Linked DNA regions of Homo sapiens: region 2 is linked to region 1. The links are chromatin contacts, found by Hi-C or POLR2A ChIA-PET in ENCODE. All regions are on one chromosome and are shown on one strand. The core of a region is the stretch at or near the end of the contact, and the rest is flanking DNA. Distances in the headings are between cores, read along the strand shown.

Evidence for each region. A loop is a pair of places that touch in the nucleus more often than their neighbours do. ChIA-PET counts read pairs that join two places held with the same protein, here RNA polymerase II (POLR2A). Pooled maps may share reads with other maps.
Region 2: a loop to region 1 is called in a map of ascending aorta, with 1.8 times the contacts of the local background. The contact joins two enhancer-like sites. A Hi-C loop is called at or near these places in 3 of 168 maps with a recorded cell type or tissue (ascending aorta, mucosa of descending colon and sigmoid colon), 2 of 37 single-sample maps with no recorded cell type and 5 of 50 pooled maps. POLR2A ChIA-PET finds 5 or more read pairs at or near these places in 3 of 52 experiments (GM12878, OCI-LY7 and activated naive CD8-positive, alpha-beta T cell).

What each region holds. Positions count from the first base shown.
Region 1 is chr9:77,846,459-77,850,490 of GRCh38, forward strand. The region is part of intron 2 of GNAQ (G protein subunit alpha q); the gene reads right to left. Among named protein-coding and RNA genes, the nearest start is that of GNAQ, 180 kb to the right of the region's middle. Within about 2 kb of position 2,658, at least 16 of the 41 ENCODE cell types and tissues checked have a DNase peak (open chromatin) inside an H3K27ac peak, as active enhancers do; they include ascending aorta, where a contact is called at or near this core.
Region 2 is chr9:77,881,837-77,885,793 of GRCh38, forward strand. The region is part of intron 2 of GNAQ (G protein subunit alpha q); the gene reads right to left. Among named protein-coding and RNA genes, the nearest start is that of GNAQ, 150 kb to the right of the region's middle. Within about 2 kb of position 2,680, at least 5 of the 41 ENCODE cell types and tissues checked have a DNase peak (open chromatin) inside an H3K27ac peak, as active enhancers do; they include ascending aorta, where a contact is called at or near this core.

The sequences.
Region 1 (4,032 bases), core at 1,408-3,907:
AAAGAATGAAGGGGGTGGTCCTTATGGGTGTGCAATGGGTCCAAAGAAACGTGGGCAATCCTGGTAGGCCAAGAAGACCTCTTCAAAAGAACAACACAGAGAAGGAACCAGTTAGATGGGTAAGGTAGGTCGGGAAGGGGCCAGGGAGATGGCCGAACTGTTTATCATCTTATTTTCTCCTTTATGTGAGGAGAAAATGCAGCAGAGAGTGAAGCACGTCCCTTTTAACCTAAATATAGTGAACAAGGCTCTCTCCTTGGTTAATCCTCCCTCAGAGAACAGTATCCTTAGAGTCTAATATAAATAACATTTTTGTAATGTTTTAGAGTTAGCAAAGCACTTCTACATATATTTTCTTTCATTTAACCCTCAACTACAATTCTATGAGCCAGACAAGACAAATATGATTATCTCACATTACAGATGAGGAAGCTGAGGCTCACGAACTTCACTGGGAGGGAACTCAGACAGGACTAGACTTTTGCCCCTGGGACCCAAGAACTCGCCACCCCTCAGTAATGACCTACCCTGTCCTGAAAGGAACACTGGAATACTTCGAACTTCCTGAACTGTGGTCGCTGAGATAGCATCAATGCCAGATTAGTGATTTAGAAGGTGTTTGCCTTACTAGGATAATCTTTCCCTGAGCAAATCCATCTAAAAAAACTCCGACAGCCAGAAGTTTGCTCAGCCTTGCAAGGCAGTGGTCTATTATGTCTAGAAACATCTCTCGCTCAGCCTTGCAAGGCAGTGGTCAGTTATGTCAAGAAACACATCCCTTATTTGTTCACGAAAGTCCTGCAAATATTTTGGCAAATAAATTCAGAAAGCCGGAAACGCTAATTATTAGGCAGAGACAAACCCACAGTAATAACATAAACAACAAAGTGCCTTTTCAGCACTGCTATTCAGTGTGCCTTCCTGTTGCCAGTGCCACGAAAAACACGATGGGAATGGCCTGGAGGAGATGGAAGAGGAAATGACTCCTTTAAAGACCACGTCCTGTGGGCAGAGTGCTGCCTTACAATTTGCTACAGCAGATATCAAAAAGGAAGGGTGGGTAGTATAATTTACAGGGAGAGAAAAGTGGTTAAAAAAATAGAGCTCCTTAAGAATACTGTTAAGGTGGGGCACATACAATTAGTTTTTTAATAGATGAACTTTATTTTTTACCTTGGGAATGAAAAGTGGGGAGGTAAAATAAGGATTTGGTCAACTGGCTACAAATATCTATGAACTAGTCCACTGTCAAGGCAAACGTCTATGCAGGGCCTCCCTATGTGGTTGTGCATTTTGGGCCTTGTGCAAAGGGACATGTGGTGGAGATCAACCTGGGGCCTGGAACCAGTCAGCATTCTGCTCACCAAGCTGTGTGCCTTGGTTAGTCACTAAGAAGCACCTTTGTGTAATCTGCCTGCCCATGGGGCCTAGAGATGCCTTTTCCATTTGCACAAAGGCACTCTATGGTAGCAGCAGACCTGCACTTAAGTATCTGTCCATTTCAGTTTCTCTCCCTTCAAGGCAATGTCATTTTAGATGTTAGGTGATGTAGTCGTGTTGGATGCTCTGGATTTCAGCCAGCTAGGTAGGACCTCAGACAAATCACATAAGTGGTTTTCTGCTTCACTGTCTCTATCACGATCAATGAGAACAGTCCCACCTACCCCTGTCTCCTTGGGGCCACTGTGAAGCCACTGCCAAGAGTCTAAAAATCACAGTTCTTTCTCTGATGTGTCCAGTAACATCTTCTACAGAGCTTTCACATCTATTAACACCAAATTCTTCCCCCTCAGTAAAGTTGAAAGTAAAGAACAAAGATTTTAAGTTCAGTGACAAGCTAAGTGACAAAGGGGACTCATAAGCCCACTTGAATAGGGCAATTTCCACTTCACAAGCAAAGCACATACTTTCACATGTCGGAATTCAAACCACTCTCACAGATCTTCAAGCTATTTCACTAGAGTCTTAGGGTGCAACTCTCTTAACAAGCAACCCCATTGCTGGCATCTCTGAGGCAGCAATTCAAACCCCAAATTGGCCTGTTTTCCCTGACAGACTGCTGGGATACAGATTCCTGGCCAACAGCAGAAAAGCTGGCAGCTCACTGCCTCTTCCAGAGTTGGCTTGGCCAGGGCAATGCCAGAACAATTGGTCTCATTGCCTTCTGAGATGACAATTAATTAGTGTGGTGGGAATAAGGAGTGGTCTATCCAGGGAGCTGAGCCTTTGCCCTTCTGAGGGCTGTGGTATTGGCCTCTCATCAGAGCCAACGTCCGCATCATAAGTCTCACTGTGCATGGCTTCTGGCTTCCCTAAGGCAGTCTGGAGGGAGACAGGGATGGAAGACCTTCCAAGAAGTTCTTTGTTGGGGAAAAAGGAAAAGGAAAGAACACAAGCAACACTAAAAATACAATTCAGAATCAGAGATAAATACCCGACAGCAAAATGCAATACTAAGTTAGAGAAGACACCGTTCTAGACATAATAAAGGAAAAAAGGACAAATGTTTCATTGAGAAGTGTCTCAGAGTGTAGCAAGAAGAAAAATGTGTGGTGACAGAAATCTAGCCCCACTGAGGAAAATTCGAGCTCAGTGACAACATCCTCAGCATGCTTTATTAGGCACTAGCACCAAGTGCATTGCTCAACATGCTGTGAATGAGAACACATGAGTCACAGGACAGCACCCCCTGCTCCAGCCGACAGCAAAGGACGTCGATTATTTAACCGTGGAAGAGGATAACTGATGACTCCCAAAGGTTTTCCAGAAAGCAACATAACATCTCACTGCAGGGATGGGGGAATTAAAACATGACTCTCAAGCATCCTAAAACTATCTAAAAAATAGAAATAATAAGAGTTTTTTTTTATTTTACCAGAGATTTTATAGACCTGATAGTGCACTACTTCTCAGCCACAGACAATATCGAGACAAAGCCTTGATACTGGAGTGGGGTCAGGAGTTCAATGTGGAGCCATGTGGGGTCTACAACTAGAATGATGATTTAAACCTGACCCCATGGGTACCTTACCGGCCAGTGCTTTCTGAATCCTCTCCCAGCTAAACTGAAGGAAAATGGTCATCTGGTCATCCGTACTGGCTTTTCAACCTGCTTCCTACCCTGCTTCCCCCATCCTGTTGTAATCTGTTTTCCACCTCCACCACAGTTCCACAAAGCAAGAGCTGGCAGGAGATGATCGAATCCAAGGGGCCCCTTTCAGCTCTTCTCTTACTTGCCTTCTCTGATGCCCAGGCTGGAGAGCAGTGGCACAATCATGGCTCACTGCAACCTCAACCTCCTAGGCTCAAGCGATCCTCTCACCTCAGCCTCCTGAGTGGCTGGGGACTACAGGTGCGCCACCATGCCTGGCTAATTTTTAAATTTTCTGTAGAGATGGAGTCTCATCATGTTGCCCAGGTTGGTCTCAAACTCCTGGCCTCCCAAAGTGCTGGGATTACAGGCATGAGTCACCTTGCCCAGCCCTTGACAGTATTTGATAATGCTGTACTGACCACTCTGTCTAAAACTACGTTCTTCTGTGATTTTCTGATACTACTTTCTCCTCATTCTATGACACCAGTGGCACCTTACCTATTCAGCCAGGCTTTCACCTAAGCTCTAGGCCAGTACTTCCAAATGTCGGCTACACACTTCACCTGATGGCCGCAGGCCCCTTCAATCGCAGCATGTCCCAACACATCTCAACATGCCCCGCATGCCCCTATCTGCTTCCACTACCCCTCAGAAGCTGGTTTTCTTCTCATTTATCTGTCAGAGTCAATAATGCCCTCACTCACCAAGTCAGCTCTGCCAGAAATCCTGGACAACCCTGGCTCCTCCTGGTCTCCTGCATCCACCACTTCCAGTTTACTCACTCAGTGTTCTTCAGTCTCCTCCATCTCTCTCTCTCACTGTGTCCCTCCTCTACACCTCCACCTCTACTGCCCTGGGTCTGGGCCTCATTCTCTCCTGCTCGGGCCACAGCAACAGTGTCTATGCTCATCTTCTGCATCCACGAAGATCTTTTTCCA
Region 2 (3,957 bases), core at 1,430-3,929, 35 kb after region 1:
TCTTCTAAATGGCATTATGGGCCGGGCATGGTGGCCTACGCCTATAATCCCAGTACTTTGGGAGGCCGTGGCAGGCGGATCACTTGAGGTCAGGAGTTCGAGACCACCTTGGCCAACATAGTGAAACCCCATCTCTACTAAAAGTACAAAAATCAGCTGGGCATGGTGGCGGGCGCCTGTAGTCCCAGTTACTTGAGAGGCTGCGGCAGGAGAACTGCTTGAACCCAGAAGGCGGAAGTTGCAGTGAGCTGAGATCGAGCCACTGCACTCCAGCCCGGGAGACAGAGCAAGACTCCCTTCCCCTCAAACAAACAAACACAAACAAATAAAAAAACAGCAGTATGAGTTTATGGCCATAGCTTTATACATAATTTTATGAAAACCAGAAGACCCTGCTGATATATGAGTTGATTTGAGGTTCTTTTCTCTTTCCCCAAACATAGGAAAAGTGGTAAATAAAATGGGAGATGAGAATTACTGTTCCAGATCTTGTATTTAAATAACCCAAATTGAACCCAGAAGCTTAAAAAAATAAGCCATCTGGACGGCAGTTTGGCAAAACCTTTGACCCAGCAAATTACACTTCTAAGAATTTAACTAAAGGTTGCAAACAAGCAAGATAAAAGGTTTTCAAGAATTTCACCGCATCACTGCTTATACTGGTGAACAACCAGAGATAATCTAAATGTCCAACAACCTGGGTTGATTATGCGAGCTGTTTAAAGATATACAATGGGAAAGTCCACAGCCACTAACACAGGGCTAGAGAAGATGGCCAAATGACATGGAATGGTATTCACCACGAGGTTCATGAAAAATGATGTGTTGAGATCCAGTTTTTGGTGAGATAGAAAAAAAGCATAGGAAAAAAACTAGAAAGATACTATTTTAGAAGTATTCACAAGCCTATCAGGAAATGACACTTGATGGGATTTTTTTTTTCGTTTTCACTTGTCTGTATTGTCTAAATTATTTTTGTAATAAACTATTTTTAAAGTGCCTTTGTGCAGATGAGATACACAGGAATATGTTACTGTTTCTGAGGGAAACTATCTGAGCATTTAACTTATTCTCATGATTTCCATACCAATAAGTCTATTGTTGTTACCAAACACATATATCAAAGCCATGTCTAAAAGAGTTAGCACCCTTCTGAGAAAAAAAGCAAATTCTTAAAATCAAAATGCAAACACTTCAGTTCACAGCTTACTAACCCAAGAAACCATCTTACAAGAGAACAGATGTGATTAGTGAAATAAATTGTTTAAGTTACGGGGAAAAACATAGTCGCTGGAAGTTTAAGTAGGGACATGTTCCAGCAGTTAACTGAAATATAACTGATGTCCCATCTCTCCATTTCTCTCTATAAATAAGTCTTTACCCTGACTCTCTCCAGTGTGTCCCCAGCTAGCCTAGCCTCTGCCAGTGGCCAGGGAAGTGACACTGTGCCCTATATGAGAGTCTCCAGATGGTTACAGCAGCATCAAAAACATCCAGACACCTCATGTACCTTCATTCTCATTGCCTGATTTAGAGAAAAGAAACTTATGAATCAGAGTAGAGTGCTTTTCTAGGTAGGCTGAGGAACAGTGGTTACTTCTGACAGAGAAAAAAGGGGGTAGTTTTTTTTTTTTTTTTCCAAACCTTAGGTTCTGTGTTGTTGTTGTTTTAATTTTAGACTCAGGCAGTACATGTGCATGTTTTTACATGGGTATATGGCATACTGGCGGGGACTGGGCTTCTAGTGTATCCATTCCCCAGCTAGTGAACATTGAACCTATAGGTAATTTTTCAACCCTTGCCCCCGCCCCCACTCTCCTCGCTTTTGGCATTCCCAGTATCTATTATAAGGCTTGGGTTTTAATATACCTGCTTCTGCACTGAGTCTGTGGACCAGGGTACAATCAGAGTTTTTGGTCTCTAGGAAAATGTGCTCTGTCCCATGTGGTCACACCCTATCTTTGCTTCCTCCACTTACTCCAAATCCAAACTGTCTAGTCTCTGTTCCCTGTTCATTGCCCACCAAAGTAGTTTTGATAATTCATGAAGTAGAAACTGCCAAGTTTATTTAACACTGTCACAGGCTCTCAAATTCTTCTCAAGATTTTGGTATTTCAGAAAAACAGGTTTAACTGAAGACAAGAGGATGTCTTTGACCAACAAGTATGCCCTCAAAACAGAAATGGAGGGAGAATTCTCTAACTGCAGATAAAATCTCAGGATGGGTGGCTGCTCTGGGTGAGAAGCAAATAATGCAACAACTGACAAAAAGAGACAGCCAGCCCAAGAAGATGCTCAGAGCTACTAGCATTTCTATAGCTTCAGAAACACTCTCAGGGTTGGAACTGGGAGGGGAAAAAAGATTCTCTCTGAAGCTGTGTAGGTGACTCCTCCAGCACTTGCTTCTGGCAAGCCCCTGTGGGGGTGTGAAGGCTTGTTCTAATCCAATCTGCCTGCTGAGCCAGCTGCCTTGAGGACCACTATGTGCCAGTTGTCTCTAATCAGTCTGCTGGCCATTTTGCCTGACTTCTCTGTTCTGCTATATTTCAGAGGAAGAGAAAATGCAAACGACTATTAGGAAACCAAAAGAAGGCTTATTTCAAGCGGGAAAAAATTTTAAAGCATGAAAGAAAACAATGAACGAAGCAAGCTGCAACAAAAGTGCGACTTCCCATAATGGTGAATAAGGAGTTAGGAATCTGAGTTAGGAATCCTAGCTGCAAAGCCAGAGATGCCTGGAGAATAAGTTCTCCACCCCACCCCCTCAAACTGAAGCTAAAACTCCACCTATACCTGTTGTCATCATTGGTGGCTGCTCTTAATAAGGTCATTCTTTCCTAAGGAGGACAGGCTGTGGCTGTTCACTCGGGAAGCATAGTTTGCATCTCAGTACACCCATCTACCCCATCATAGTCTAAGTTTCAATCAGCATTCCCTTAACTATAAATGTCTCATTTTACCTGGGAGAGGTCAATGCCCCAAGGGCACTGTGAGTTAAGAAACTGGTCAAGAATCAGCAATCCCTTGTAGGTGTCAGAGTTCAGAGAGGGAGATTTTGAAAAGAAAGTACTATTCTCCTTTGTAGCTTTGTGATCTTGCGGAAATACACCCATTTCTCAAAGCTTTATCTGTAAAATGGAGAAAATAATGGAACCCACCTGCTGGGTTTCTAAAGACTAAATAAGACTACACAGATTCCTGGCCTATACCAAGCTGTCCAAAGTCAGGGACTATTACTGTTACAGTAATAACAGAGTTTCGGATGGGTTTTAGAGATATTTGTCCCATACCTTCATTTTGTAGCTAAGAAAACCAGAGGTAAGGGCAATGAAGAAATGTGCCCAAAGTTGTGGTCTTTTTTGGAACCTCCCAGTGCCTCATCATGCAGGAGTACCCTGACAGAGGCCTAAACTCTACTCAAGCTCAGGAAGTCAGCAAGCTCAAGGAGCCGGGGAAGGCTGAGACCAGCCAGGCACACAGCCAGGTGAAAATGAGGATGCAAGCAAAACTCCAAGAACAAACTGGAATTCTAAGTGAGCTTTGCTGAAAAGTGAGGGTAGTAGGTTTTAATGAACTATTTTCTTTCTATTTGTTAAGGGGAGAAAAAAGCAAACACATACCAACAGGGTCGGCCCTGTCCAGCACAACTCTCTGAGAGTTAACTGTGCTTTAGCAACTGAGTTCAGAAAGGGAGAAAAGTATAAATTAGATTTCTGTTTAACTTTCCCAGTAGCTACAGCATTCTACATTTACAGCCCACAAAAACAATCCTTTGCTTTTAAGAGTTTGAAATACCAGGCCCCAAATCTGAGGTTACTGTCTCAGTACGGATGGAAAGAAAAGCCTCTTTCCAAATTCACTAAAAATCACTCATAATTTTGGACAACTTACATTTCCCTAAAACTTTTTTTTTTAATGAGATTGAAAGAGAAAACTAGGAAGAGAAAGAACAAGAAC